5 separate regions of the Mus musculus genome follow, and regions 1, 2, 3 and 4 are each linked to region 5. A link is a loop called in an ENCODE intact Hi-C map of the cell type or tissue named here. Cell type or tissue: gastrocnemius. All regions are shown on one strand. Links, peaks and the distances in the headings refer to the core of each region. The heading gives the core; the rest is flanking DNA.

The links. Hi-C counts contacts between places; a loop is a spot of excess contacts. Peaks named below come from ENCODE experiments on the same cell type or tissue, not always from the same donor. Only the 100,000 strongest peaks of a DNase experiment are listed, where the experiment ranks them.
Region 1: it touches region 5 in a loop (3-fold over the local background); 24 of 42 quality-filtered maps call a loop at or near these places.
Region 2: a loop joins it to region 5, with 6 times the contacts of the local background. A loop is called at or near these places in 10 of 42 quality-filtered maps.
Region 3: it touches region 5 in a loop (6-fold over the local background); 14 of 42 quality-filtered maps call a loop at or near these places.
Region 4: a loop joins it to region 5, with 4 times the contacts of the local background. A loop is called at or near these places in 9 of 42 quality-filtered maps.

What each region holds. Positions count from the first base shown.
Region 1 is chr11:103,461,007-103,467,345 of GRCm38, forward strand. Lrrc37a reads right to left here. Exons shown (of 14, transcript XM_011249376.2): 7 at 3,350-3,424. Among named protein-coding and RNA genes, the nearest start is that of Lrrc37a, 41 kb to the right of the region's middle. In gastrocnemius, for the core only: a CTCF peak has its summit at 3,647 (motif pointing left); no DNase peak of the experiment used is centred there.
Region 2 is chr11:103,409,859-103,416,197 of GRCm38, forward strand. It overlaps Plekhm1 (pleckstrin homology domain containing, family M (with RUN domain) member 1), which reads right to left and starts at 2,847. Exons shown (of 12, transcript NM_183034.2): 1 at 2,735-2,847. In gastrocnemius, for the core only: no CTCF peak of the experiment used is centred there; a DNase peak (open chromatin) is centred at 2,886; H3K4me3 peaks cover 2,272 bases; H3K27ac peaks cover 1,574 bases.
Region 3 is chr11:103,552,970-103,559,308 of GRCm38, forward strand. All of the region lies in intron 7 of Gm884 (predicted gene 884), which reads right to left. Among named protein-coding and RNA genes, the nearest start is that of Lrrc37a, 51 kb to the left of the region's middle. In gastrocnemius, for the core only: a CTCF peak has its summit at 3,288 (motif pointing left); a DNase peak (open chromatin) is centred at 3,268.
Region 4 is chr11:103,672,540-103,678,878 of GRCm38, forward strand. It overlaps Gosr2 (golgi SNAP receptor complex member 2), which reads right to left. Exons shown (of 6, transcript NM_019650.4): 6 at 4,310-6,339. Among named protein-coding and RNA genes, the nearest start is that of Gosr2, 22 kb to the right of the region's middle. In gastrocnemius, for the core only: CTCF peaks have their summits at 3,216 (motif pointing left) and 4,655 (motif pointing right); DNase peaks (open chromatin) are centred at 3,219 and 4,672.
Region 5 is chr11:103,357,041-103,363,379 of GRCm38, forward strand. Arhgap27 (Rho GTPase activating protein 27) reads right to left here. Exons shown (of 18, transcript NM_001205236.1): 1 at 6,229-6,339; 2 at 5,167-5,294; 3 at 3,207-3,878. The coding sequence starts at 3,860. Among named protein-coding and RNA genes, the nearest start is that of Arhgap27, 3.5 kb to the right of the region's middle. In gastrocnemius, for the core only: CTCF peaks have their summits at 2,212 (motif pointing right) and 3,356 (motif pointing right); DNase peaks (open chromatin) are centred at 2,219, 2,487, 3,375 and 5,171; H3K4me3 peaks cover 3,831 bases; H3K27ac peaks cover 2,843 bases.

The sequences.
Region 1 (6,339 bases), core at 1,597-5,596, 100 kb after region 5:
GGGCCTTTTGGGGTGCTGACATTGGCCAAGGACAAGGAAATGGTCTTCTGGCAGGAATCTGGCACTGGCCGTGACACGGAAGTAAGCTTCCAATAGGAATCTAACTTTAGGCTATAATAGGGAATAGTAGGTTAAGGCAGGAATTTTAATCTTAGGGTGGAACAAAAGAAGTAGGCCTCAGGTAAGATATTGGGCTTGGACAAGGAAGTGGGTTCAAGTATTTTGGTCATTATGACAAGCTCTTTTAAACAACTGTTGCATGAGTAATCACAAGACTTTGCTTACTTCCTTGCTAGTTCCTTATTGTACTGCTCACCCTTAATGCTTGCATGTAATTAAAATGGTATAAAAAGCAGATTGGGAAAGTAAAATTTGCTTTCAGTCTCAGAATTGACTGGGGTCAGGCTACAATGTTGTCTAACTATCTTTTTTCTTTTTAATCCTCACTCCTGGGCTGGAGAACCTGTTGACTGACTGAGCGAGCTTGGTCATTGGAGACTCAGTGACAAATTGTTGCTGATACTGAAAATAATCATGGAGGGTGACAGAGGTGCTCAATAGACAGGCAAGTGTCAGGGTGGGTGTGTATGCTTAAAACAAAGATGGCGGGAGCAGACACTGATCTATAGAAGTGTCTCTTCTGAACTCAAAGGTCTCATTTGGGTTGGTCACTCACAGGAAGAAGGGTCTGAGCAAACCTCCAACCTATGGAAAATTTTCTCTATTCCTGTCATCAGAATATTAGAAATTATGTGAGGCCTCAAACAGCCTACTTTAACTCATACTTTATGGTTAAATGGTAACATGGATCACATCAGCCAAATCTGGATTATTTTTGTGTTTTATAGCTCTTTGGTATAGTGTTTGGGTGACAGTGCAAGGCCCTGGGTTTGATTTTAATATCACACACACACACACACACACACACACACACACACACACACACACTGATACACACACTATACACATGCAAACATGGACACACAGACAGATGGACACCCCCCTCCCCCCATGGACAGATGGGATTGGAGAAATAAAGACCACAGTGAAGTATAACATAATCATATCATCACATAATAAATGTGTTTCAACCACCAAGTGATATTTGCTTCAGACAAGCTTATCATGGCTTCACAGTTAGATGAGAGATGCTTGAGGGGAGAATGCATGGCGTGTGGCAGTGGGGGCCCATTAAGTGAACACCTTTCCCGCTGGCCAAGAGGATGGGATCTCAGGTCTAGGGTGCTGGAGACAACATTCCGGTGGGTCAAGTCAATTGGACCACTTCTCAAAAGGGTGGAACTACCCTACAGGAAGGGAGATACAACTTAAGCTGTGCTGATGAGACAGGAATAATTTTCCCTTTAATGAGACACTGTGTTTTTCCTTCCCAGAATCCCTGTCTGCTTTACAGCAGCTGTGGACTCTCTATGACCTCCGAGTCTTGGCTATGAAAGGTGTGATTTTTTACCTTCCTTTCTTCCTGACTCCTTCTTCTAGATGTTGACCACAGCCTAATGTGCTTTTTCTAGTTCTTTGGGGCTTTTTACTCTCCCCCTACCCCTGCCCCGCCACCCTGTGGTGCTACCTGCTCCCCTTGGCTGCATAGCTGCTTATAGTGGTATAGCTTCCCCCTTCCTTCTATCTGATCTTTCTGGGTAGTGGCCAAGCCTGCAGCTTATTCTATTTGTCTACTCTAATTTGCCTTAAGATTCATTTGAGTCCATTCCTAAATATTTTTATTAGAGACTAAGAACCCCTAAGCTAAGGGACCCTAGCTTCCCTGGTAAAATGTAGTGACTCTCGTGGAGCTTCCCAAATTCCCATGAAGTACCACGTAGAAAACTAACCAGAAGAACATCAGTATACCACCACTGGATGACCAGACGTGAATGCATAGACCACCTGAAATCCCAGTTAGGAGGGCCGTATCGGGTGTTTGACCTGATCTATTCCCGAGGAAAGAAAATAAAGCCAGATTGAAATAAAGACGTGTAAAACAATCAAAACCTTCAGTAAGAAGCCAGACTGGAAGATCACAAGTTCAAGGCAACCTAGGCTACAGGAGGAGACCCTGCATCATAGACGAAAACAAAAACTCAACAAGAACACAGACATCTCATTCAATGTGGGCCCTGCCTTAAAGGAAGTATGCAGTAAGAGTTTTTCTTGGTTTTTGTCATGACTAGACGACACTCCAGAGCACTGGCTACTAAAGAGTTAAGATGACAAGGACACGGACACCACTTCAGATGAGCTAGCAGGAAGCAGAGCTTTGGATTCCAGACAGGCTAGGGAATGCCTATGTAGCTGAAGATGACATTGACTTGGAAGGACAGATATTCATCACTGTACCTGGTTTATATTGAACCCAGGACATCATGCATGCTAGGCAAACACTACCCACTGAGCTACACCTCCAATCCAGCTGAATGTCTTTTAAAGACATTGCTTTCTCATACACTGCTGGTGAGAGATGCTAAAGATCACACTCAGTGGAAGAAGACAGATCCAAAAGGCCACACCCCATGGGGTGTCATTTGCAAGATGTTCTAGGAAAGGGAAAACTATGGGGTTGAAAATAAGGTGGGTGGATCACAGGGCCTGGTGGTGGGAGGGGCAGGAGGAGCATTTTGGATGGGACAAGCAGTCTATATCAGTAATATAATAGTGGCTAGGGAACTAACTGTGAAAGCTAGCCAACCCATGTGCTTGAATGCATTGCATGAAAATTATACCCCAGTAACTCAAGAAATAAGGCAAACCGCAAAACATTTAAAATATAAGAAACTGTAAAGAAATCTAGGGCTGGCTAGATGGCTCAGCAGATTAAAAAGTCTCCTGCTACACAAACAAGTTTGATCCCTAGAACCCACAGCCTAAGGATCGAACCAACTTCTAAAGCGGCCCATTGACCTTCATACTCACACTGTGGCATTCATGCCTACACACACACACACACACACACACACACACACACACACACACACAAACACATATACACACACACACATACACACACACACACAAACACATATATACACACACATACACACACACACACAAACACATATACACACACACACAGAGACACATACACAACACAGACACACACACACAAACACATATACACACACATACACACACACACACATACACACACAAACACATACACACACACACACATACACACACAGACACACACACACACAGACACACACAAACACATACACACACACACAGACACACACAGACACACACACACACACACACACACACACACAGACACACACACACACACTAACATTTTAAAACCAAATCGAGATTACTCTAAGAAGATAAACCTTACAGATGTTCCAGCTCCAGCATCATCATGAGGATGTTCTCAACCATTGTCAGTTGCACCTGTGTGGCCCCCAGGTCCCTGAAGGAGAAAGCCAGACTTCATGAGGAACCATTTCGTCACACGCTGACTCAACCTTCAGCTTTCCTATAAAACTAACTGGCTCAAGAATTCACTGATGGGGTTGGAGGGACGGGAGGTTGAAAGCCCATGGTACTGCTCAGACCTGAATTCAGTTGCCAGTAGCTGCGCTGAGGCAGCTCACAACCATGTGGAACTCCAACTCCAGAGTGTCTGCTGCCCTCTTCTGGCCTCTCCAGACACTTGCACACATGTGGGCATATCAGCATACATATATATATAATATACAGGTAAACACAAATAAAAATAAAATCTTGCTGCCATAGAAGAGATTATTTCACAAATCGTCTTTTGAAAAGAGGAGTACTTTTGCCATTTCCATCCTCAGGTGAGTGAACTCGGCGTCTTTATTGTACCCTCTCACCTCTCACTTTTATATTGGAGTCTCCCTACTCTAACTACCACTCTATAGTTCTTATTTTTCACTTAAATTTCAAATATGTAATGCCCATTTTAAAGTTCTGTCCGTCTGCGCAGACTATTCATATTAAAGACACAGGAAAGCTGGGGTATTTTAATTTTTGAGACAGGGGTTCTCCTGTGTAGCCCTGGTTGGCCTGGAACTCACTATATAGACCAGGCTGGCCTTAAATTTTCAGCAACCTGCCTGTTTCTGCTTCCTGAGTGTTGGGACTAAAGGTGTGCATTACCACACAGAGCCTTATTTTTTTATTTTAAAAAATGCTTATTTGTTATTTATGTGTGTATGTGTGCATTCATGTGCCTGTTGAGGCCAGAAGACAACAGATGCCCGAAGACAACAGATGCCCTGGTGTTCCAGATGGTATGAGCTGCCTGATATATGTGTGAGGTACCCACAGCAGTCAGAATGTCATATTCTTGAGAGGTGGAGTTATGGGCAGTGAGAGGCTCATGTGGGTGCTGGAAATCAAACATGGCTCCTCTTTTTAAAAGTAGTATACCCTGGTGTTCGGCCTTTAAGAACATTGTTCTTTCAGAGGACTAGGGTTCCATTCCCACATCCACAGGCTGGCTCCCAGCTGTCTGTAGCTCCAATCACCTGGTGCCCTCTTTGGAATCTACGGGCACTGCATGCATAGGCTGACAGGGTAAAACATCCGTACACTTGAAATGCTTTTTTATTTTAAAAAGTAGTATACACTTATGGCTCCTTGCTTTCTGAGATGGTAGCCCTGCATGTGCTTACATACACATCTCTGGTCTTCAACGCTATTTCACCCTCAGCCGAATGCCTTGCCGGTTGTTTCTTTATTCTTTTCAAATTTTTCCATATACATATTTGTGTGTGTGTGTGTGTGTGTGTGTGTGTGTACATATGCCACAGTTGTATATGTGGAGGTCAGAGGACAAATAGTGTGAGCTAGTTCATGAACTCGGGTCTTCAGGCTTGGTGGCAAGCCCCTTTATTTGCTAAGCTAGCTTGTCAGCCCCTAACTGTTATTTCTTTTCTTTTAATTTTAATTTTTAAAACAGTGTCTTGGTGTTGTGCTGGCTGGTCTGTAACTCACAGAGATCCCCCTGCCTCTGCCTTCCAAGTGCTGGGATTAAAAATCACACCACCACTCAGGAACTCTGCCAGACCAGTGGCACAGGTTCCTTCTGGTCTGTCTGGGCCAGCGCTCTGAGCAGACCTTCCCCAGCCCCACCACACCCAGAGACAGCTCCACTCCCAGGCACTCTAACATGCCCAGGATCAGAGGATCCCAGGATCTCAGGAGCTTGGTCACACCAAGATCTCAAGGTCCTAAAGGCAGCTTGACTCCCAGGAGCTCAGACACACCCAGGATCTCAGGATCGCTGGATCCCAGAATCACAGGATCACAGAGACAGCGTGACTCGGAGGAGTTCTGACACAACCAGGATCACAGGAAGGACAGACTCCAGCCAGACATAGCCAGGGCAGGTAGCACTAGAGATAAAAATCCTTTGGTGATGTGAGGGACATTCAAGTACAGCCTTATTACAATGAACTCCAATGTCCAAAAACTGCTTTTATTTTGTGTTTGTACCACTGTAAGCCAAGATTTTAAGATCCACTAAAAACAAACAAACACACTTTATCTATTTATGTTCACTAAAAATTAATAATGATATATTATTTTAAAATATACAGTTAATATATTGTAGTTATTTAAAATTTATATTGAGGCTGGGCAGTGGTGGCTCATGCCTCTAATCCCAGCATGCGGAAGCAGAGGCAGAGGCAGTGGCAGGCAGATTTCTGAGTTTGAGGCCAGCCTGGTCTACGGAGTGAGTTCCAGGATAGCCAGGAGAAACCCTGTCTTGAAAAAACCAAAAAAAAGAAAAAAAATTTGTATTGAGAAAAATGTATTTTCAGTATTGCTGTAGACAAACATCTACATAAGACTGTTCAATTGATTGTTGTTTTATATCAAACAACTTTTATAATACTCATTTTTGTTGTTACAATAGTTTATAAATTTTAAAGACTATGATAAAAAACAAAAGGTATTGCAGGTTTTGAAGGGGGGTGCTCTCCGGGAGGAGTTGGAGTACAAAAGAGAAAGAAGAATGTGATGTAAGTCTATTTACTCAAAATAGGTGGTTTTTTTTTTTTTCTTCTTCGAGACAGGGTTTCTCTGTATAGCCCTGGCTGTCCTGGAACTCACTCTGTAGACCAGGCTGGCCTCCAACTCACAGAGATCCACCTGCCTCTGCCTCCCAAGTGCTGGCATTAAAGGTGTGCGCCACCATGCCCGGCCTCAAAATAGGTTTTTCAATGTTAACAAATTCAGATAAATTGAAATTATGTATCTTTTCTCGTCATAATGCAATAAAACTTAAATCAAAGGTGGGGGGAAGAACAAAGAAAGGAAAAAAAAAAGAATGTGCACCACCTCTCCTGGAACTCC
Region 2 (6,339 bases), core at 776-4,775, 52 kb after region 5:
ATATTTTATTTCTGAGCAAGATCTTGCTATGTCTCATAGACTGACCTTGAACTTACTATGTAGCCCAGGAAGGTCTTAAACTCCTTGGGAAAGCTTTGAACTCTCATTCTCAGCCTCCTGGGCACCTGTGGTTTCAGGTGGGTAGCACTGTACCTGGCTTTGCGATAGGATTCTAAGGACGTGGGTGCTCTGAGTGAATGAAAAAAACAACTTCGAAGAATCCACTCATTGCTGTACTTCTAGGACCTAGGACTAGTACTCAAAAATCAAAAATAAATAAATAGCTGGGCAATAGTGGTACACGGCTTTAATCCCGACATCTGGGAGGCAGAGGCAGGAGGATTTCTGAGTTCAAGGCCAGCCTGGTCTACAGAGTGAGTTCCATGCCAGCCAGGGCTATACAGAGAAACCCTGTCTTGAAAAAAACCCAATAAATAAATAAATAAATAAATAGCTCAACTCTTGAATGACTTAATAGATACAGGCGAGGCATATAGAACAGATTCATCTATTCAGCAGACTGGGAAGCTGAGGCACAACACTTTACGCTGTAGGGCTACTGAGAAATTTCTGCCAGTACACAAAGCTGCCAATGAGTGAAAAGCAACTCTGAAGGTTGCATCATCATGAGAGACTATTCAAGGCAGAGCTGCATTCAGCCTTCACAGAAGGAGACGGCTGTGGTAAGCATGGTCTCTCAAGACCCTTGCTGACAGGGCCTGAAGTGCAGCTCAGTGGTAGAATATTTGCCTCACATATACAAGGCCCTGGACTAAAACTCCAGCACTGGGCTTGCGTATGGGGGAGGGGGCTGCCAAAGACCCCTCCCAAAGCAAGCCCATTAGAACCTGGTTGGAAATGTCCTTGGACTATAAATGCTGAGCATAGGACTTAAAGACACACATCTGTCTCAACTACTGGGTTCACCTTTACATGTTCCTACAAACCCCAGTGGCTAAGACTAAGTGATCCAGGACCTACAAAAAGAGAAGCGATTTTACAGTCCCTGTACTGTCCTTCAGCCTCCCAGGACTCCTCCTGGCTTACAACATGCTTCTGATGGCCATTATGTTTCTGGGTTCAATAGTGGGGAAGCTCTGCATTCAGCTATGCAGAAAGGAACACTGGGTAGATTCTTCCTCACAGGTGCTAGGACACACTGGCAGGACTCTGTGATCACAACCAACTAACTCCACACTGCTTCCCTGAGGCTCTCTACTGACAGAACCGCCAGCCAAAAGGAAGGGCTGGTTTCCATTACCTCAGGATGAATGAGATGGTTGAGTGGCCACCTCTCACCTCCCAGGTATTTGAATGACACCTACCATTACAACAGCAGGCACAAATGACTTAATAGGAATGCCAGAAAAGCCATCTGTGGAAACACATTTAGGAGATCAGACACTACAAAGAACATCTCCCCCAAGAAGCTTTATACTCAGTTACCATCCGAGTCCCTACACACACCAATTTAGCTGTTTAGTCTGCTGGGCTCTGAACAAGGAGCAGACATGGCTGTTGAGGAATATAGCAAGTATGACCACTAGGGAGCTATACCCTAAATTCTCAAAGTGAAAGAGAGCTGGATCAAGGAAGAAAATGACAGGAGTTGAGTAGATCTAGTTAATAGCAATTCTGGGAAGCCAGGCATGGTGACTCATGCCTACAATTCCAGCACTTGGGAGGTGGAGGCAGGGAGGATCAGGAGTCCATGGCTGTTTAGATTGGCTGTCTTAAAACAATAACAAAAACAAAAAACAAAACCACCCTCCATCCTACAAAAACAAACAAACAAACAAACAAACAAAAAACAGATTAAAACCAGGAGTGGTGACCCACACTGTGAGTTTGAGGCCAGCCTGATCTACATAGTGAGTGATCTGAGAGAGAGATCTAAGGCTAAATAGTGACATGCTGTCTCAAAAACAACAACAACAACAACCCAAAACCCCAAACTAACAGTGATGTTAGGGGGCAGGAATATTATGTACATGCATAAAATTCTCAAAGAATTAATAAATGCATATTAAATTTAAAGTAACGAAAGGACTGGGGGAAGTGGTAGAAACTGAGACAGTCCTCTACAGCAGAGTCGGGGACAGTTTAATATTAAGTCTTAGACAGGAAAGTGCCTGAGAGACCTTACCTCTGTGATCAGCTAGGGAATTAGGTAAAAATCGGTAAAGAAAAGATACACACAAGCCTTGAGATAAAGCTGTGACGTCAGTAACCAAGAAGAAACCGGCAAGTTCAACAGGAGAAAACTTCAGTAGTGGGTCAATGGGAGGGAGGGAGACTTAGCGTGTTTGGGACGAGTGAGCCAGATACGACAGGCTGCGATAAGAAATTGAGCCAGAATGGAGGGTCGAGGGAAGGTTCAGAAGAGATGAGGGATAAACGCGATGTTGAGATAAGAGGTGGCGAAGGGATGTGGCTCGCTCGGATCGGGTTGCAACTGGGCTAAAGAGGGGTCACGAGTGAGGCTACACTTTTGCAAGACCGGTGGTTAGGGGACCCGGCTTGGGGCTGAGGTTGGCTGCGGTGGAGACGGAGGGGAGAGAGCCGGTGGCCACTGGCTGAGGTGGGAGCAGGCCCGGGCTGCGAAGGGCCGAGGTTCCCACCCCAAGTCTCCAGGCGCACAGGGGTCGCGAGTGGCTGCGAGGTTGCGGGCCCACCGCCGGGTCGCATCACCGCCCCGCGCTTCCCTCCACGTTCAGACCCCAGACTCACTCACCGAAGGGATCAGGAGCAGGTGGCGGCGCTCCGGGCGAAGCGAGACCCCCCTCGGTTCCGAGCAGAAGCTGCGGCTCCAAAGGCACTGACAACAGGAAGCGGCGCGCGGCGTCTGACGCCATCACGTCGGCTCCTCGCTACGGCCCCGCCCCCAGTCCTCAAAAACCAATCACTGGGCCTAGAGGAGCCGAGGGGCGGGGCCGTCAGCTCTTCCCTTGCCCCGGATTGCAGGGCTTCTTGGCTCAGGTGAGCGATCCTGCCGCTCTCGCTACTCTGGCTCTGGGTAGCGCAGAGAGGCTGGACCCTTGGAGCTTCGGGACTTCTGCGTCCCGCAGCTCTGCCCCTCAATCGCATCTGTGCAACTTTGGGGTTGTCGTGTTTGCCCCCTTAATCCGAAAATGCGCCCTGTTGCGCCATTAACCCGTATGTTTCCCTAAGGGCATTAGTAGTGGAGGGAGCAAGTGGATCCTGGGTCCAAGTGGGACCTTCAGGTCTGGTTTTTCCGGAGCCAGGAAACAGTTGTTTTGACTTGTCTCATACCACGTGATCGCCCTGAGGGCTCTCTTGGACCTGTTAGTTTAATTTGCCTGCGGTCAGCCCTTTGAGGCATGAAGCCCAGAGGACCTGCTTTTTGTCTTCTCACTATTTAATTGCTTTTGTTCCATTACAGAAAATGACAGCTGTCTCTCGGAATAGACGCGGAAGAAAACTGTCAAATGTAGCAACCGTGACTAATAAAGGGCAGGCTGGGCAGGTCTGAGGACCGTGCCCAAAAGGGAACCTAGGACCTAGGTGTGGGCCATAGAGGTGGTGACTGTAAAAGAAAAGACTCTCTGTGAGTTTATATGAACTTTGCTCCTATTGACTTAGAGGACCTTGTTTTCTTGGTGTCTTCCATCCCCTCTGGCTCCTACACTCTTTCCACCTCTCCCTTGGGGTTCCCTATCTGCTGTAGAAGGAAACTTCTCTAATGATGGCTGAACAAGGCATTGATCTATGAGTACCCAAATGTCATTAGGAGTCATTTTATCACTATGTCTTTTTTTTCCTTTTCTTTCTTTCTTTTTACCAGTTGTGGTTTGAATGTGCTTGGCCCATGGGAAATGGCACTATTTAGGAGGCATGGCCTTACTGGAAGAGGTGTGGCCTTGTTAGCGGAAGTATGTCACTGTGGCTTTGAGGTAATATATATTTGAATATATGTTCAAACATATATATGCTCAAACTCTGCCCAGTCTCTTGGTTGCCTTCTTTTTTCTTTCTTTCTTTTTTTTTTAATTTATTTTATTTTTATTATATGTAAGTACACTGTAGCTGTCTTCAGACACTCCGGAAGAGGGAGTCAGATCTCATTAAGGATGGTTGTGAGCCACCATGTGGTTGCTGGGATTTGAACTCAGGACCTTTGGAAGAGCAGTTGGGTATCTTACCCACTGAGCCATCTCTCCAGCCCTCTGGGTTGCCTTCTAATCAAGACTCTTAAAAAAAAAAAAAAAAAAAAAAAAGCTCCTCCCCCAGCACCACACCTGTCTGCCTGCTGCCACGCTAATGACGGAACCTCGGAACCTGTAACCCAGCCCCAGCTAAATGTGTTCCTTTATAGGAGTTGCCTTGGTCATGGTGTCTTTCACCACAATGGAACCCCTAACTAAGACACCAGTCTTATTTGCTTTTACCCTAGGTCCCTGGGCTATCTGGTCTTTGGTTCTTGGTTACCCCAAGCATGTTGGGTATGGGTTCCACCTGGTGAAGTGGGCCTTAAGTCAAATCCGTTACTGGTCGGTTTCTCCCATAAGCTTGGCGCCCCCATTGCCCTAACATATCTTAAAGGCAGTACGTCATTGTTATGCAGGGGTTGCAGCTGGCTTGGTGTTCGCGCTTCACATTTGGTAGTGTGCAAAGTACCCTCTTGTACCAAAGACACCAGAACATAGGGATAAAGGCTCTGTTTAGGCACCTACTCAGCATCTTCAGGTTCAGTGAGGTGTGCAGGTATTGTCTTAGCAGTGGAATCTTGCTGTTGGTTTGTGGCGAGCAACCTATAGGCTAGGCAACAACTTGGGTTGTTTGGTGATCCCCATGGGCCTCTTTGGCCAATGACTCAATTAGCTGTAACCCAGTCCCTGTACTGGAAGCTTTGTTTGGTGACAAGAGATGGCCAGTTCACAGCCTGTCTGCTGGATCATTTGGAGCTTTCATTTAGATTGCCTTCATATATGTATATATTTTAGGAAATCTGTCCTGTATTAGTTTTTCATATTACCCTTTAAATGCCCCCTTAATTTTAGCTGTCTCTCCCTGAGTAGTCTCTCCCCAAACCCCCTCCTCCTTCCCCACTTGATCCTCCTGTTCCAAGCCCGCATCCATCCATAATCTTTTCCAAAGAAGAGCTGTCTGTCCCCTCTATTCCCTTCCTCTACAGCTACCCGGCGTGGTTCTACAGATTGTAGCTTAGTTATCATTGACTTAACTGCTAATGTCCACATATAACTGAATAGACACCAGGTCTAGGATACCTCACTCAGGATAATTCTTTTTCTAGTTATATTCCCTTTGCCTATAAATTTCATGATGTCTTTTTTTTTTTAATGGCCGAGTAATACTCTGTTGTGTAAATGTACCACATTTTCTTTATTCATCTTCTACGGAGGGACATCTGTTTTTCAATTTCTGGCTATTGTGACTGGGACAGCAGTGAGCATGACTGGACAGGTGTTCTGTGGTAGGACAGGTAGGTTTTGTGTTCCATCCTTTGAGTATATGAGGGAGAGCGAGTTCCCATCTTCCCGAGGAACTGCCAGCATGGGTCTGCACCTGGTCCTCTGCATTTAGGTATCCAGTTTATGTTTCTGTGGGATTTCTGAGTGTGCAAACAGTGGGTCTCAGATTCTGTACCTTCTCTTAGCATGTTTCCCTTCCGTTCATGTGTCCTGTCCATCTTCAATGTGGTACTTTTTGTTTTAACTTATTATATTTTATTTTGTTATGTTTACAAAAAAAAAAAAGCATTCTTGAATGGAAACCTCGCACGAGGGTAAAGATTAACAACTGGACTGTTCATTGTACTTGGTGGGAGAAGGAAAATCAGGTTTGTTTTTTTTTTTTCCCAGTGACACTGGGAATATCAACCCCTCTAGGGCAGACCTCATGTCAGGAGTAGCTGAACCTGACTACACCGTTCTTGTGTGTGTGCCCGCGTGCTGGAGTGCTTAAACTTGGTTACACTTTGTTTTTTTCTTTTTGGGAGTTATCTTGTTTTCTTGGTATTGTATGGGGCCTTTGGGTTTTTGAGAAAGAACTTAAAGTTGGGAGGGGGAGAGGATCTGTAACAACTTGGAGGAGAAGAATGTCATCAAAATGTAATTAAAGTTAAAAATTGTTTTAACTAATAAAAATATAATTAAAAACAAGAGTGGCAAAAGAAAAACCAAACAAAACCAAACCAAGAGCATCTAGGTGGTAGCCCTCAATCCCCCAGTTTACTACTTCTGTGTGTGGTGGGAGGTCATAGATGATTTCATAGAATGTTCTCTCCCTGCCTTTACATGGGGATGGAACTTAGACCAGGCTTGCCTGGCAAATGCTTTTATCCTCAGCTATCCCTGA
Region 3 (6,339 bases), core at 1,447-5,446, 200 kb after region 5:
CAAACAGGGCAGAGCAGGTAGAGAGAGGACAGCAGAGAGCAGGACAGAACAGAGAGAGAGAGAGAGAGAGAGAGGGAGAGAGAGAGAGAGAGAGAGAGAGAGAGAGAGAGAGAGAGAGAGAGAGAGAGAGAGAGAGAAGAGAGCAGGACAGAAAGAGCAGGACAGAGCAGAGAAAGCAGACAGAGCAGGCAGGCTTCCTCTTACCATGAGACAGGGTTTTTCTTAAGAGCAGGATTCTTCTTACTGAAAAGGACAGGGCTTTTTCATACTCAACAAAAAGATAGAAGTTTTTTCTTTCTCTGAGCAATAAAGGTTGAAGCTTATTTTTTGTCCAGAATAAGAGTTCTTTCTGCACTGGTGCTTGCTCAACGAAATCTGTTGATGGGGGCTTTTGTTCCATCCACCAAGTGTCTGTGTGTGTGTGTGTGTGTGTGTGTGTGTGTGTGTGTGTGTGTGTGTATGTATGTATGTATGTATGTATGTATGTATGTATGTGTTCATGTATGTAAGTATGCACAAATACTTGTGGAGTTGATGAGATAGGTGGTTGGGCCCAACATGTCTGTGTGTATGGATAAAGGTGTGTGTTTCTGTGCATAATACCTGTGTAAGTTTTTCTTACTGCAAGTATGACTTTCTTTTCCTGGCTCACTAAAAATTAATTGCTCCAAGCCTCCCTCTTACCTAGCCAGTAAGAGTCGAGGCCATAAAGAAAAGAACTCTAACAATTAATCTTTACTTAATTATCTGCTGCTGCCAGCAGGACCTAATTACCAAAGGTATATCTGTATGTCTGCCTATATGGATGTACACTTAAGAGTGAGAAGAGTTTAGAGTTTCTTGCTGGGCAGTCTTGTCGGCTCCAGATATTTAAGTTTTATTCTATCAGTCATATTGACCCTGTAAGTTGCCTGATGCTATCACTGGGCCCATCTGCTATCAGCATGATCCCAATGCCAGATACTTCCCTCCAGCAGCTGCATTCCAGAGAGAGAGAGAAATGAGGCTCCCAGCAACCAGAGGACCCCTATGATAAGCACACTTAGCCAAGTGGCTGGGTACAAAATCAACTAAAAATAATCAGTTGCCCTCCTTTATACAAACAGGATACGGGTTGAAAAGGTAATTAGGGAAACAACACCCTTTACAATAGACAGAAATAGTATAAAATATCTTTGTATAACTTCAACCAAGCAAGTAAAAGACATGTATGACAAGAACTTCAAGTCTCTGAAGAAAGAAACTAAAGAAGATATCAGAAGATGGAAAGATCTCCCATGCTTGTGGATCAGTAGGTAGGATTAACAGTAAAAATGGCCATCTTACCAAAAGCAATCTACAGATTCCATGTAATTCCCACCAAAATTCCAACACAATTCTTTACAGACCTTGAAGAAATAAGTCTAAACTTCATATGGAAAATCAAAAAACAAAACAAAACAAAAAAACCCTAAATAACCCAATTTAAAATGGGGTTCAGAGCTAAACAGAGAATTCTCAACAGAGGAATCTTGAATGGCCAAGAAGCATTTAAAGAAATGTTCAACATTCTTAGTTATTAGGGAAGTGCATATCAAAACATCTGAGATTCCACCTTATACCCATCAGAATGGCTAAGATCAAAAACTCAAATGACAGCACATATTAGCAGGACGTGGAGCAAAGTGAACACTCCTCCATTGCTGGTGGGAGTGAACACTGGCAGTTTCTCAGAAAATTGGGAATAGTTCTACCTCAAGACCCAGCTATACCACTTCTGGGCAAATACCCAAAGGATGCTCCACCATACTTCAAGGACACTTGCTCAACTATGTTCATAGTAGTTTTATTTCTAACAGCCAGAAACTTGAAACAACCCAGATATCCCTCAACCAAAGAATGGATAATGAAAATGTAGGTCATTTACACAATACTACTCAGCTATTAAAAACAAGAACATCATGAAATTTGCAGGCAAATGGATGGAACTAGAAAATATCATCCTGAGTGAGGTAATCCAAAAGGACATGCAAGGTATATACTTACTCAGTTATAAGTGGATATTAGTCACAAAGCACAGGATAACCACACTATAATCCACAGACCCAAGAAACCAAATATCAAGGAGGGTACAAAGAAGAATGCTTGAATCTCACTCAGAAGTGGAAATAAAATAGATATTGGAGGTAGATGGAGGGAGGGAACTAGGTGGGAGAGATGAATGGGGCAGAGGAATCATGTGTAGGGACAGCAGGGCTCGAGGGAATGGAAACTGGTGGCGGATGGGTGGGGTGTCATCTCTAAGATGTGCCAGAGATCGGAGATGGGGAAGGCTCCAGGGAGTCTATGGGGTAACTCTAGCTGAGACGGCTCTCAGTGAGGGATATGGAGCCTGAAGTGGCCACCTCCTGTAGCAAGGCAGGACTTCCAGTGGAGGGTTAAGGACACCAACTCAACTAGAAAATCTTCTACCCAAAATGTGTCCTGCCTACAAGATATACAGGAAAAAAGATGGAGCAGAGACTGAGGGAATGACTGGCCCAACTTGAGACCTATCCCATGAGCAGCAAACAATCCTTGACACTATTAATGATACTCAGATATGCTTGCAGACAGGAGCCTAGCATAATTGTCCTCTGAGATACTTCACCCAGAAGCTGATGGAAACAGACACACAGCCAAACATTAGATGGAGCTTGGGGGGTCTTGTGGAAGAGTTGGGGGAAGGATTGAGGGACCTAAAATGGATAGGAGCTCCACAAGAAGATCAACAGAGTCAACTAACCTGGACTCTTGGGGGTTCCCAGAGACTGAACCACCAGTCAAAGAGCAATCATAGGCTGGACCTAGATACCCCCCTCCATACATTACAGATGTGCAGCTTGGTCTTCATAACAGGTCTCCAACAACTGGAATGGGGGTTGTCCCTGACTATTGCCTGCCTGTGGATCCCATTAACCTAACTGGTCCACCTTGTCTGGCCTTAGTGGAAGAGGATGCACCGAGTCCTGCAGTGACTTGATGTGCCAGGATAGGTTGGTACCAGGGGGAGAGGCATGGACTCCCCCTTCTCAGAGGGGGAGAGGGGAGTATGGGGGCGGAGAGGCTGTTGTGGGGGCTGTAATAGTGATGTAAAGTGAATAAATAATTTAAAAAAGAAAGATCTTTTTAGGACTTGGATAAGAACTTAGATAAGGAGAGGCCTGAAAAAAAAAAAATCCATGCTAAGTTACAAGCAATAGAACAAAAATTAGACAACTCTTCAGATGAATCAATCTGAAGCCTATGGTGCCACCTTTTGACAAGACTGCAAAATGGCAGCCCAAGCCCATTTGACAAGCTATAATGATCCTTCCAGCTAAAATAAGACAATTAGCTCCAGATGAGAAATCTACAAGGGCTTAAGAAATTTGCACGGAAGATCATAGTCTTACAGAGTCTTAAAAAGATTTAAAGAAGTAGTAACACCCTATGCTTTACATTTACCCTATGTAAGACAGATACTTAATAATTGGGCCACACAAAATTGTATAATTCCAAAAGACTGTAGAGAGCTGATGTCAGACATCTTAGAATCTGACCCTCAACTACAATGGCTGACATGGTAGAAAGATGAGGCTTCAGTTATGGAGCAACAAAACCCAGACAGAGGCATCAATATTGTCAAGGATCAGTTGCTAGGTAAAGGTCAATATTCTGAATTAAAAGTACAGATTATGACCTTGGGCGTGGAGTCGGAGGACACCCCCAAAGTCCCTAGAGGACTCTCCACGTGATCTTAGGACCACCGGTGAGTGGAACACAACTTCTGTTCCATTCCAATCGCGCGCGGGACCTGAGACAGCATTAGGGAAGCAGAAAACCTGACCTGACCAGGGTCACAAGTCCCTTCTGGTTAGTGCCAGCACCTGGTCACCTTGGGTGCGGAGTTGGTGGACACCCCCAAGGTCCCTAGAGGACAGCTTCTGAGGCAGACCCCATTTCAGGCTCCAGACATCTGGGCATCTTTCCTGCCAGAGGAGAGGTGTCTGCCCTGCCCTGGGAGGGCTTTGCTGGAGCACCTCGGGGAGCCATCTTGGTTTCCAGATCCCTCTGAGACTAGTCTGCGCAGATGAGAGTGTGGAATACAGAAGCTAACAGCTTCTGGGACAAGCCAAAGTGAGACAGCTTCTGGGACAGGCCCTGTTTCAGGCCTTCATCTTATCTTCTACCAGGAGGCAGGTCCTAAACCAGATATCTGTGCACCTTCCCTGCAAGAGGAGAGCTTGCCTGCAGAGAGTGCTCTGACCACTGAAACTCAGGAGAGATCTAGTCTCCCAGGTCTGCCGATAGAGGCTAACAGAATCATGGGAGGAACGAGCTCTAACCAGAGACAACTATAACAACTAACTCCAGAGATTACCAGATGGTGAAAGGCAAACGTAAGAATCTTACTAACAGAAACCATGACCACTCACCATCATCAGAATGCAGCACTCCCAACTCACCCAGTCCTGGGCACCCCAACACACCCAAAAAGCTAGACCCGGATTTAAAAGCATATCTCATGATGATGGTAGAGGACATCAAGGAGGACTTTAATAACTCACTTAAAGAAATACAGGAGAACACTGCTAAAGAGTTACAAGTCTTTAGAAAAACAGGAAAACACAACCAAACAGGTAGAAGTTCTTAAAGAAAAACAGGAAAACACATCCAAACAGGTGATGAAAATGAACAAAACCATACTAGACCTAAAAGGGAAGTAGACACAATAAAGAAAACCCAAAGTGAGGCAACTCTGGAGATAGAAACCCTAGGAAAGAAATCTGGAACCATAGATGTGAGCGTCAGCAACAGAATACAAGAGATGGAAGGGAGAATCTCAGGTGCAGAAGATTACATAGAGAACATGGGCACAACAATCAAAGAAAATGCAAAGAGATCCTAACTCAAAACATCCAGGAAATCCAGGACACAATGAGAAGACCAAACCTACAGATAATAGGAGTAGATGAGAATGAAGATTTTCAACTTAAAGGGCCAGCAAATATCTTCAACAAAATTATAGAAGAAAACTTCCCAAAAACCTAAAGAAAGAGATGCCCATGGACATACAAGAAGCCTACAGAACTCCAAATAGACTGGACCAGAAAATAAATTCCTCCCGACACATAATAATCAGAACAACAAATGCACTAAATAAAGATGGAATATTAAAAACAGTAAGGGGAAAAGGTCAAGCAACATATAAAGGCAGGCATATCAGAATTACACCAGACTTTTCACCAGAGACTATGAAAGCCAGAAGATCCTGGACAGATGTTATATAGACACTAAGAGAACACAAATGCCAGCCCAGGCTACTATACCCAGCCAAACTTTCAATTACCATAGATGGAGAAACCAAAGTATTCCACGACAAAACCAAATTCACACATTATCTTTCCACGAATCCAGCCCTTCAAAGGATAACAACAGAAAAAGAAACAATACAAGGACAGAAACCACGCCATAGAAAAAGCTAGAAAGTAATCCTTCAACAAACCTAAAAGAAGACAGCCACAAGAACAGAATGCCAACTCTAACAACAAAAATAATTTTGTTGCAACAATTACTTTTCCTTAATATCTCTTAATATCAATGGACTCAATTCCCCAATAAAAAGACATAGACTAACAGAATGGCTAAACAAACAGGACCCAACATTTTGCTGCTTACAGGAAACCCATCTCAGGGAAAAAGACAGACACTACCTCAGAATGAAAGGCTGGAAAACAATTTTCCAAGCAAATGGTCTGAAGAAATAAGCTGGACTAGCCATTCTAATATCTAATAAAATCGACTTCCAACCCAAAGTTATCAAAAAAGACAAGGAGGGGCACTTCGTACTCATCAAAGGTAAAATCTTCCAAGAGGAACTCTCAATTCTGAATATCTATGCTCAAAATGCAAGGGCAGCCACATTCATTAAAGAAACTTTAGTAAAGCTCAAAGCACACATTGCACCTCACACAATAATAGTGGGAGACTTCAACACACCACTTTAATCAATGGACAGATTCTGGAAACAGAAAATAAACAGGGACACAGTGAAACTAACAGAAGGTATGAAACAAATGGATTTAACAGATATCTACAGAACATTTTATCCTAAAAGAAAGGGATATACCTTCTCAGCACGTCATGGTACCTTCTCCAAAACTGACTATATAATCGGTCACAAAACAGGCCTCAACAGATACAAAAATATTGAAATTGTCCCATGCATCACCATGGACTAAGGCTGATCTTCAATAACAACATAAATAATAGAAAGTCAACATTCACGTGGAAACTGAACAACACTCTTCTCAATGATACCTTGGTCAAGGAAGGAAT
Region 4 (6,339 bases), core at 1,157-5,156, 320 kb after region 5:
TCTCCACAATTAAGTCATACAAACTCTTCTGACTTCTTTAAAAAACAAAAAAACAAAACAAAAAAATCACTTCCATTGACTGTGCTCTCAAATGCAGGTGTGTGAGCCTTCCTTAGGGAGTGTCTTTATTAGCCCATTATACAGACAGGAAACAGACTCAGCAGATGAAAGTCAAGGTTGGGGATGGTGACTTCACTAGGTTGGAGTTGGTGAGACCTGGCTACTGGGTGCTCCTGAGGAGACTTGTAGAGCCACAGTACACTCCTTCCTAGGTAGTGTGGTCCTAACAGCTTGAAATTCAGGAATGACTTAGGCCCTTCCCTACCCTTTTGGGTTCCAGAATGACATGGTACCTCCACCTGCACCTACTCCCATCCTGTGTCCCCCTCCCCAGCTTCCCTCCCTCTTCTTTGCTCAGTGCCCCCTAAAGCCAGTTCACTGAACACTAAACCCACTCCTCCTATCTGCCTAGGTCCCTGCCTCAGTCTCCAGCCCACTGCAGTACCCTTCAAGAGAGCCTACTTACCTAGTCCTGTCCCTCTGGATCCCAGGCAACGCTGCCCCAAGTGCCTGGCATCTAATTGCCGCCCCATACTATCTAATAATTAAGTTGGCCTCTTGATGGCCCTTTTGCCTCTGCCTCCCAAGTGCTGAGATTCAGGCCTTCATTACCATTCACAGCTTAAACGGACTTCATGGTTTTATATGTATGACTGTTTTTTCTGGGGGCGGGGGCATATGTGTGCACATGCATGCACATGCATGTGAAGCCAGAAGAGGGCACTGGATCCCCTGAACTGGAGCTACAGAGGGTTGTGTGAAACAATGTGCATTCTAAGACCGGAACCTGGGTCCTTCGCAAGAGCAGCAGCTCGTGCTCTATAGAGAGTAACCACTCTTCCGCCCCTTAAGTCGACTTTATGTTAGAAGGTGGCAATGCTGGGTGTGAGCTTTTTCCTTCACTGGGTTTCCCAGGGGGTCCCCATCTTTAACCAAGTGCAAGTAAGAGTGACCTTAACACTTATATTCCCGTGTCTTCTTATCAGAGATGACTACAGCTCTTGTTCTGAAATTCAGCTTTTGGCGTGGCCAACTGAGGGTCTTCTGGAGTCCCTAGACTGTGGTAAAAGGCTGCTTTCTGCCACAAGTGGAAAAAGAAATGGTTTCTCGTCTTAAATTGCTGTGGACACCGAATGCACACTCTAACTGTAACAACAGAACTTGACCAGCACGGGGAGACTGAGGTTTCATCTCTAAAACTTTTATCTTTCCCAAATTCACATCTGCAGAGGTCCCGTGGCTCTGAGGTTGCCCTGCCCTCCCACAGAGGGCATCTACTCCTTGCCTCTCTCACCCTGTGTCATGTGTCAGCATGTGTCAGCATGTGTCAACATGTGTCAGCATGTCCCGGACACAGAAAACTCCTCTTAAAAGTGTGGGGAGGCTACAGGGTGGGCTCTGCCCACATGACACCTGTTGCCATATTGGTGATGAGAGAAATCAATGTCTTCCTGCACCGCCCACACCCGTATCTCTGACAAGTTAACACCCACCACGCAATCAGCTCTGCCTCAAGCCTCTCTGTGTCTTAAGGGCAGCCAGCTCTTCCTGGGCTCCAGGCAGCTGCAAGGGATGGGGTGCAGGGATGGGGTGGGGATGGGGTAGGGGATGGGCAGCAAGCCCTCCCAACAGGTGTCTGTTTCCTGCAGCCAAAGGCTAGTTAGAGCGTATTAACGTGACAGACACCCTGCTCTTCTCAGCCCCTTTGGCTCTTCATCTCCTCCAAGCCCGTTATTGGCTATCATCTCTGGAAAAGCCCGACCTAGTAAATGTCCCTACTGGGACAGCTGTTGAGAGACATGGTCCCTCAGTTGTGGGGACTCTGTGTTACCTTGTCCTCTGGCTGGAGGACTAGGGCTAATCTCTGAAGCTAGATGGGGTTAACAGTGCACCACACTGGGAAGGCACTGTGAGCCCTCCCAGGAGAGCCTCTGAGAAATTCCAAAAGAACCCAGGCTCTGTCCCACACCAGGTAACTCAGAGCTTCTTGGAACTGACCCCTAAACTTAAAAAAAAAAAATCCTCCAGGAAGTGGCCAAGGCTGAGAAGCACCGCTTTAGTGACAAGAACTGAGCTTGTTGTCACTGTGGTCCCCTCTCCACTCCCTCTCTGGACTACAGCAGCCTCAGCAGCGGCTCAGCAGCTCTCACTAACAGCTGGAAGGAGGGGCTCTAAGACACCACCACTGGAATGGCAGAGTCAGAACAGCCTCTCACGTGGCCCGTCCCCTCACTCGGGTACCCAGAATTGGTCATCACTGTCTCCCACTATTTACTAGGGACTGGGATGACTGCTCCTGCTGACCTTTCTACTTTAAAACCCGACGCTAGTCAGTTTCTGCCCTTTACTTCCCCATCTGCTGCTGCTGAGCCCCCATGAGCATGTGGACCACAGCATTCGTAGCCATGAACTCAGGGTTAGGCTTCTGGGTATGACCACAGCTGAGCATTGAGCTCTAAACCCGTATGATGGGGCTAGGCTGGATTGAGGCATCTCCTGTAGGTCACTGACATGAGAGCTTGTGACCATATGACTGCCTACTATGTGCTGTGTGCCCTGACGCCCAGTAGGCAGGGAACACAGAGCCCCAAACCAGGTGTGACGTGGGAGAAGGGCTGAAAATGCACTATACAGATAGTGGAGGGCTGGCCTCTCACCCTGCAGTACTTTACTCAGGAGACAGAGCGCCATCAGCCAGTGAAGACCACCACTGGCCAAGGGCCATTTTAGGCCCTTCCTGATGGCCTAATGTAATAGAACCAAGAGTGAAATCCATGAGGGCCATCTAGTCTCAGACTGGCATTCGTGTCTGCAGCCGAGGTTATATCTGCACATGACATTTATCTGGGCAATGCACAAGGTCCACTCTGCATCCACACTGACAGTCAAAGTAAAACACTTCCACGTGGGGGACCGTGGTGTAGAGATGAGAAACGTTCTCCATGCCTGTTTGTAGCATGCAGAAGTCCTGAGGGGCGGGATGGAGTCCTGAAAACTGCTCGGGTTTCCTTGGTCATCTTTTGCCAGACTTCTAGAGTTCTAAAGCAGCCCAGAGCTACTGTACTGCCAAGAAACTTGCACCTCACAGGAATCAGCATCAAGCAAGGGCCTGAGAGGATCAGCCATGAGTAGAGATATATCACCCTCTAGTGGCAAGGTGTGGACATGGCACCTTCTAGCACCTGGAGACATTCGTGCTGCCTTGTTGCTCATTCCTGGCAGAGCATCTTCAGGGATGGGAGAAGCAGGTTGGTGGAGCTGGGACTACAGCCACACAAGGAGCCAGCTTCTCTGGAAAGCCATTAGCCCACTGTCTGCACAGCAGGCATATCACAGAACCTAACTCAGAGGATTGGGAAGGCTGTCTCCTACACTAAAGGCTATGGGGAAGCTGGCAGTACAAAGGGTCTGTCTGGTCTTGGCCTGAGGACAGGTGACACCCCACCCTATTCAGTCAGCAACATGCTCCTCTGCCGTTGCGAGTTACAGGAGGACTCCCAGAGATATGGCGAGAGGGCTTTATGACCTGTGTTCAAGTTCTCCTGATATGACATGCCTCTGCCTTCACGTTTATAGTCCTAATTTTGTATTTTAGCCTATCTATTTCCTTTTATGTATATGGTGTTTTGCCCGTATTTCTGTGCACAAGCTGTGTGTGTGCCTTGGACCTTCCTAGAAGAGGGCACTGGATCCTCTGGAACTGTAGTGTGTAGTTAATATGGCTGTGAGCCACCATGTGGTGCTGGGAATCAAACCCAGAGAGAGCAGCCAGTGCTCTAACTGCTGAGCCCTCACCCCAGGCCCTACGTCCTTGCTTTAATTATGGGACCTGAACTGCTGATGGAACACAGTGCAGTGTGAATGCCAGGCTAGCACCCTGGCACCAAATGACAGCCCCAGCCCCCAGTTGTTTCTAAGCCCTTAACTCTTCTGGAATGAGGTAGGTAGGCTACACTAAGACTTCACTGGAAACTTGCCAGTCTTGCTCTTTGTACATATGCAGAGCTGGTTCCAGATTCTTCCCAATGCTATCAAGAGAACAGCTATCTAAGAGGTAGCGGCTCCAGCAAACACATGGCAGTTTACCTGGGAACCTTCAGAACTGTTCTGAATCAGGTCTGGGATGTCTTTCACTTTCTACAGCTGCTTCTGAGACAGCTAGCTACCCAGCCTATGGCTCTGAAACAGTGTATATGAATGCTCCTAGCCTAGGAACAAAGGGGTAGTCAAGACAAAGAATGCCAAGTGCTTCTTTAAAGTTTTCTAAATAAACCTCAACTTTATTCAGCTGACATGTTCTGAAAACAAGGGGTGTAAATAAATTGCCAATCAAAGCTATTTAAATTCAACAAGGCAAGCTGGCTTTTGAGAAAAAGCTTGAAATGAAACCTGTAAAACCTACTATTTACTTGGTCCTTGGATTTAGCATTCCTTCAAGTGGCCATACATGGAGAATACATCTATTTTCTTAGTCTTAGATTCCTTCTGGCACCCTACTAGCTTCAAACCCTGTCACTTAGACGACTGTACCAAGGTGCACACATCATCTGCTAGCTGCAGCTTCTGACAAGCTCTGATAAGGATGCAGGCCTCCTCCACTAGAGGGCATCCCACTCAGGCTAGGGGCCCTTCCCTGCTGGAGCCTGTAAGGACAGTTTGCCCAATCAGGTCAGAGTCATCTCACAAGGCACTGAATGGAAATTTGAGGGAGGGCAGCCTGGGCAACCAGCTCAATGCCCCTTGAGTCCAGATCCTCTGCGTCCATTCCCTGCCCCCAGGCAGTAGTGCTGACCTCACCACAAATTCATTCCAAAGGGAGACCTGGCTGTGAAGGTGGAACATCAAGTTCACTAAAGCCAAGGACTGCTACAAAGGTGGAAACCCATTATGTACTACAAAACACTGCTCCAACAGCCAATGAAGGGCAGGGGCTAGGGCCTTTGCTGCCCACATTTTGAGTTCAAATGGCTCAATTACAGCTTGTACATCTTCCAAAGCATGCTGTCTGGTGGGATCTTCAGGTGCCAGGGGGCACAGGAGTCAGGTCTGTGCAGTACAAACTCTATGGCCAGCCAAAAGCCCATGCCCATCTGCCTCCCCAAAGTGAGATCGAGGTGTGGAGATGCTGCAGGTCTCCTGTCTCTAGGGCCACTGTTTCCACTCTGCAGGACTAGAGGGGGCACATTCCCCCTTTCTGACCAGCTATGGCACATTTAACCTACAGGGAAAGAGCAACAGACATTGCATCTGACCAGAACTGAGCTAATACCCAGGAAACTCAAGTTTAAAGTGTGTATAGTTGATAAAGTTCCCCAAAAGGATGCCACAGATGTACCCGAGAGACCAATACGGCTACACAAGGGGAAGGGTGAGACGTAACACCTACTGTGAAGAGGGAGACAGCAGAGGACGCTTAAGCAAACATAGGAAGTAGGTAGGGCAATCAAAGGATGGATTAATACTGACCAGTTTCCAGTTCTTAGGAGTTCTGGCATGTTTTTCCTACTAGGAGGCTACTAAATTTAGAACTGTTTGGGTGGACAGGGCCTGTGACTGATGAACAAATAAACTCACTAGATCGTTCTAGTACTTGCAGAGATTAATACAATGTGTGCTCAAGATACATTAACCCTCACACAAATTCTGCATTGCACCAGGTACTGACACAGCCTCAATCAAAAAGTAAAAATGCTCTGGTCCCTGAAAGTCTCACAAAAACACACTTCCCAGGGACATCCCCAGGGTGGCCTGAAAGGGCTGGGGAAAATGGAGGCTTAGCTGATTGATATATTGCTAATATGTTTCAAGGGGTAGATAGTCAAAGAACTTGAGAGGGCAGAACTAGATGAATCTGCAGCTGACAAGTCGCCCATTGCTCATGGCTACTTTCAAAGTGGCAAAGGCCCATCTGTCAAAGCCTGGGTGCAGGTGCCAAGCTACCGTCTCTGAACTGTAAGAGCCACTGCCGTATTAACTGGAAAACATTGGTGACTCAGGGCTTCCGTGTCCAGACTGAACACTCCCTGGGACACTGACAAACACCCAGCAACCATGGCATGGAAACACTTGCATTATCAGCAGCAGCACTGATGTCTCTGCTTCCCTGGAGTAGCTGCTTCCAGGAAAGGGTGCTGGTGTTAGCAGTTAGTCACCTACATGTCATGTTTTCTTAGGGGCTGGGGCCAGCCAGTGGCTAGAAGCAAGGATGTGAGAACTGATCTATCCCAGAGGGCACAGGGAAAGACCTCTCTCCTCATCTTCTCACTTGTGCTCCAGCCC
Region 5 (6,339 bases), core at 1,440-5,439:
TGAGCTGCTAGACACTAGCCTGAGCTGTGTGTGCATGTGCAGGCCTCTGAGTGAGAGGACATAGGACTGCTAGCCCCTGGGGACTGTCTTCAGCTCGTGTTCAGCTGCATGACCAACGCACACCAGGTGCAGTGTGAGGTACTTGTATGAGCTGTGAACATAAAATGCCAAATATGGTCCAAGCTCCCTCTTCTTTGTGTCTGCTGAGTGACCTGCCCTAAGGCTTGAACTGGTATGTGACAGGCAGATGCCCTTTCACCCCGTGACACCTCGTGGCCCACACCTTTGCTCCCGTTCCCAGTCACGCCCTTCTTCCAGGACTCCTATCTGATCAGCCCCTCCTCCTGATTTGGCCTTTCCCGCTTGCTCTCTCGATCTGGCCTCCTCCATTCACGTAGACTTTGGGATGATGTAATCTGTTCACCCTTCCAACTGACCAGAGCATCTCTTTCCTTTAGCTACCAAGCTGTTGCCAGCTGCCTGCTCTTTCCACCTACACCCTTCAGCCCCTGACCCACAGCCTTCTGTCTTCTGCAATCCCTCCACAAGCCAGCCTTCTGAGGGCCGTGTCGGATAATGTCCTGTTGCCTTTGACTTGTGCGCAGTCACCTTGGCTTTCAGGCCCCTGCTTGTCCTCCGTGGTCCCTTCCTTTCCTCTTGAATTCCTCTTTTCATACTTTTGACAACTCTGTCCAGGTACACCCCACCTGTTCCCCTCCACGTCCCCTCCAAGGCCTCTGTAAGCAGCACCACTGGCCATACCAGTATGAGCGGGAAACCAGGACTCGGCCAAACCGTTCTTCCCCAGCCCAGGAGTCCTTCTCAAGCCCATTCCATTCCCTACCGAGAACCTTCCGGTGGCTTCAGGATAACTTGGAATTCCCACAAAGTCCTGCCTGATGGTAGATATCACAGCTAGCACAAATGGTGGGCTAAGACAGGACTACGAGACCCCCATAAGGGCCTGTCCATGTCTCTCCTCTGCCCTTGCTCTACAGCACCCTCGCCATAGCTCCATACAGCCTGAACAGTGTGTGGCAGGGGCGTCTATCCCTCCCAGGCCGTTGTGCTACCATCATTCCTTAGGTCTGCAGGCTCACGGGGTGAGGGTAGAGGGGGTGGGAGGTGGAAAGGTTGGGGGGGTAGAGGAGGTAGATGGAAGAGGAGTGGGTGGAGGGGTGGGGGTGTTGAAGCAAATAGACTTGGGAGATTGTGGCTGGAGGCTGTGAGTAGCTATGAGGGTGGGGAGTGGGAATGGGAGTATGAGCAAGGGCGTGTGTGTGTGTGTGTGTGTGTGTGTGTGTGTATGTGCAAGCGCACACCTATACTCTTTGGAAAACAGCCAGGATCACCTTCCAGGAAATTCCTTCCCATGTTGCCTGGGACAAGGAAGGGCAAGGGTGAGATTTCCTTCCCAAGGGAGAACAAACAAGCCATCCTTGCAGTTTGCTGGGGACAGAGTGTCCGGGGGGAGAGCCACAACAGAGAATGTGCTATTGTTATACTCCGGAGCAAACAGGACCAGAGATGCTGAGTACTCAGTTGAAGCCAACGAGTTCATTAGAGACAGGCAGCAGCCTCTTTGTCCTGCATCCAGATCTCTGGCAGACTTCATGGTTCCCTTTTGTGTCTGTAACAGTCCACCTTCAGAGGTATCTCCAAACTACTGGCAACAGGGAGCTTGCTGGGAGCGCGAGGAGGAACGGGGGAGGTACTGCTGGTCAGGAACCCTGGGGGATTTCTGGATTGGGAAAATTTCTCAGGCGATTCTGGAAGCTGGGGTGGAGATGAGGATTCCCTTTCTCTGGTCCCAGAGCTTGGGTAGCTATAGCTGCCCTTGGAGACTTACATAGTGCTGGGTCAGGAGTGGTGGGGTTGCAGCTCCTCGCTTCTTAATACAGTGGAAGAAAGCCCTTGGCCAGACGCTGGGGAACTCAAGCACAAAGGTGCCATTCCCACAGCCAGGAAGGAGCTCGCTCGTGGGGGCAGCAGACACATTCCCAACATTACTAGGACTCACAATCTGGAAAGGCCCGGGAGTTCCCTAGAGGAAGACAGCCTGCTCAAGGGCGCCAGGGAACCGAGCGCGAACGTTTAGCCATCTATAGACCACAGGCGCCTGACCAGCTAGCTGGTGGGTAATGAGGACGACCATTGATCTGCTGCAGACACTCAAGCCCGCTGAGTGTTGTTCTCCGCAGTGCCCACAAGGGGGAGGGATGATCCGCGGAAACCTGAGCGCAGAGGCTCAGGGCTGCAGCGAACAGCGGATGGAACCCTAGTTACTCTACGTGCACCCGCTGGCTCCAAGTGCTTCCACGCCTCACTGCGTTTAAGGTTCACAACTACTTTATTCTTTGGGTATTGTTTACATACGAGGACACCGAGCTCGTCATCACGTGGCAGATGACCCAGCAGAGTCAAATTCGGGTTTCAGTAGCCTCAGAACCTGAACTCTGCTAGGAGGAACCCTAGCAGGGGCAAGGCCAAAGTAGTTGGCCCACGGGCTCGCACCCGGGCTCTCACCCGGGACTCAGTGCCTGAGAGAGGAAGGGAGCTGTGGATAATGCCACAGCGGGTGGCAGATGTGAATCATTTGGAAGCATCCCTTCTCCCTCCCCCCACCCCCCGCAGGCTGTCCCTCCCTTAAAGGCTCCAGAGGACAGGACTGAGAAAGAAGATTCCGAGGCTATAAAGAGTGTTAGAAATGCTGTTTCCAGTGTCTCAGATTAACACAATCGGATTCCGAAAGAGAAAAAGACCTCACCATAACTAAACTTGAAACAAGCCCATTAAGAAATTTTGTTTTTGTTTTTGTTTAAGGAACTGAAATATTGGAAGCTATGCTAAAGAGAAGCAGATGTCTGACTTTCACATCCACCATCTCATCTGACCCAACCTCCACCCTAAGTTTCTAGGGAAGAAGAGAGTCCACCTCTCCAAACTGTTCCTTACCGAGCAGGTGGCGTTTTAGGAACGTTATTCGGCGCATGCATCCGTTATTCGGACATAGGTTAGTTAACATCCCCGCGGGCTTTGGGGCAGAACTCTGTAGTAATCAAGCTCATTTGCATTTTGCATGAAAACGTGAATACTTAATAAGTGAGGTGGAGGGACATCCAGTGGCCTCAGTTAAAAAAAAAAAAAGCATCTAGACTCTGCTGGACTGTGACCTCCCTCCGGCCCCCTCGCTCGCAGCGACCTACCTGCTTTGGGCTCTCTGCCCGCGGAGGGCAGCGCAAGTCCGGAATGGCCTCGTAGACATTCTCCGAGTCGCTAGGCGCCAGGGGCCGGGGACAAACCCAGGAGCCCGCCACGCTGGAGGCCTTGAAGTGGCCCGCGCTGCCGAGGAGGCCGGCAGGGGGCGCGGTACCGCCGCGCGCCAAGTCATCCAGGGACTGCGCCGGTCGCACAGGCGCCGCGGGCCGCACGTAAAGGCAGGCGGGCCCTCCCGGAGCCAGGCTGTTGCGCTGGCCACCGGTGCGCTGTCGTGCAGGGCCACACAGGGAGCTGGCGCGGCCCCGGGGCTCGGCAGAGGACCCATCGGCGCCCACCGGGGTGCTCACGAAGCGGTAGTCGTAGGCCAGAGGTTCCGGGACTGCGGGGCGCTGCTGCGGTACGGAAGGCTGCGGGGCCGGGGCAGGGTCGCCGAGCGCGGGCAGCTCGCGTACGTACTGCGCGGGGAGGTAGAAGGGGCGACCCCCGGGCTCCCGCCGCACGTGCCACCAGTGCTCGGTGCTGCGGCGCAGCAGTCGGTAACGCTCGTTCGGTTGGATGGCGATGCGGCGCCCGTCTTTGCCGGTGTACTCGAAGGGGTGTTCCACCAGCACGTACACGTCCCCCTCGACGTCCGCCGCCATCGCGACCACCGCGCTTTTCTGCAGGCAACAAGAAAAGGAGCCGCCAAGGTCAGGACTGCGCAGCGGGGAAGAGCATGGAGTCCGGGGCTCAAAGACAAGGGTTCGAGTCCCGCTCCTGCCCACGCCCACTGCATTCGGGCTTCAGTTTTTCCTTCTCTGAAATGGGGACGTGGATAAAATCATCTTCAAAGTTCCCATGCTTAAGATTCCATTCTGTGTCGTTGATTGTGAGATATGTGTCTCCCTGTCATCCCTTGGTGAGAACTTGAGGGTGATATAGGAATCCAACTTTACTCTGGGGGAAACCTTGGCTTAAAGATTTGCGGTGACTGCAAGATAGATAGCACATTTGCCTGAAGGTTAGGGGAACCTCATCTTCCCGGTTGGCGAATTGGGAATTAAGGCCCCTTTCCCGTCGCTCTTCTGCCCCCCGTCTCGCCACACCCTGACGCCTCCAGCCTGCAGGGAATCCGTGGAAAGCTCTTAAGTACCCCCTCCCTTTAGGAGTTTGCCCTCTAGGTGGGCGAGATTAACGACGGGGCGCAGGCTCTAGGGCAGCCCCCAAGTTGTTCTACCTTAGAAGTGTCCCTGTCTTATTTAATCCGGTGATTTTGACGTAGGGGCTTGGACAGCTAAGGTTGGAGAACCGGTTCTCTGGGTTTCTCTTCCCTTTCCCAGTGGCTTCGTCGCACACGTGAACCGTGAAGTCTGGCCCGCCCATTAGGGCCAGCACCGCCCCCTGCACGCCAGCTCTTCGGCAGCCTCTTAAGAGGCTTCCTGGTCTCTTCACCTGCCTAGGGGTCCTTCCCTACAAGGAGTGCCTGTCCGGGGGGGGGGGGGTAGCTTCTAGGGAATGCATTGCAACAGTGTCACCAGGGTCCTCTAAATCTCTTTGGAGTGATCATTATAACGCGACCCCCCCCCCCCCCACCAATGCTAGTTTTGTCTGGTGCCTGGTGTGTGTGTGTGTGTGTGCGCGCGTGAACAATCCCAACTGTGTGTCTTCAACAAAGTGAAGCAGGTGGCCTACTCCGGAAGTACTGGTCACTCCAAAACCTTACAATGACCACTCCGTTTATTGCCCTACAAGGTGGCCTGGGGACCAGCAGCGGGGTGTCCACCGTCTTGCTAAGGCTGATTTCTTTTTTCAAGAGTTCCTTGATGATGGAAGGGGTGTAAACTTAGTCACTGAGCATCCTGACCCGAGAGATGGTAAAATGGCAGACCAGAGCTGGCCGAGCAGAATCCTAGAAGTGTGTACCCTTGGGTTACGCCCCCTTTCCCAGGACCCCAACCGTGCACTCACGTTAGCTGGGAGGATCTCAGGCTGCCCATGGGCGGGGCTGACGGAGGGAAGCAGACTAGGCCTCTACCATATCTGTGGGAGGGACTTCCAAGGACCGAGACTGAAGAAACAGCGCGAAACAGGAGACACTGGGAGGAGAGGCGGAGACCGACACTTAGTAGGGCTGTTCCTAGTCCCCAATACAGCTTGTCTGAGAGGATGCGGAGAAGCCATAATGTCTGTGCTGGAGCCCTTGAGGTCTCCAGGAAAAAAAAAAAAGGCATGGGGAAGGGGCTGAGTGGAAGGGGTGCTGATGGATAGGCGAGCAGAGCCCAAGAGTCAGTAGGCCCTGCTCCCCCCCACCCCCTCAACGCTCAGAGGGGTTTGTTGTCCTAGAGGACCTGGCGTTCCGCGGGCGCGATGCTCTGGGAATGCCCGGCGGAGTTGGCTGTCTTGTCCTGGCATGCACATTCCGAGCGGGGCCTTTTGCTCCCTGAATCACGAACTGTGAGCCCTTCACAGCAAGATTAAGAGCACTACCCATTCCGGGAGCACCTCCGCCCTCTGAGGCTCTCTCTGGGAGCAGCCTGTCCGGGCCTGGAAAAACTAGAGTCCCTTTGCAGGGACGCTCACAGACAGGGGAGTGCTGTGTCTCCGGTTGTGTGACAAGAGGACCTGTGCCTCAGATCCTTCCATTATCTGGGGTGAGCGAAGAGAAGGGGAGGGATGCGAGAGCGGTGAGGAAGGCGCCCTTAGCCAGTAGGTCTCCTGTATCTTCTGCTCCCGGTCGTCCCTAGCTATAGCGTCACCAATATCTAAGTCAGCACTGGGGGACTTCGGCTGGTTCACCTCTCGCCCCCAGACAGAAGGCAGCCCTACACCTAAAGCTCCTCCCCGGGGTTTGGGCCTCCGGGCCCTCCTCCAGGTTCGCACTGCTCTAGCCCCAGTGCAGCGAGAAGGGCAGGCGGTGCGCGGGGCTCTAGGGTGGGGACGGCCACCTGGGGGCACCTTTCCCGCCCTCCCAATACTCAGCGCCATCCTCCCCAACGCCATTCCCCCCTCAGTCCAGCCCGGCCCGGGCACCTTAGAACTTTCGCCCGCTGGCCTAGCTTCCACTTGTCCCGGCAGACGCGCGTGGGGTCCGCGTCCGGAGCTGCCTGCTCCACAGCCCTGCTCCGGCGATGCCCTGTTTCC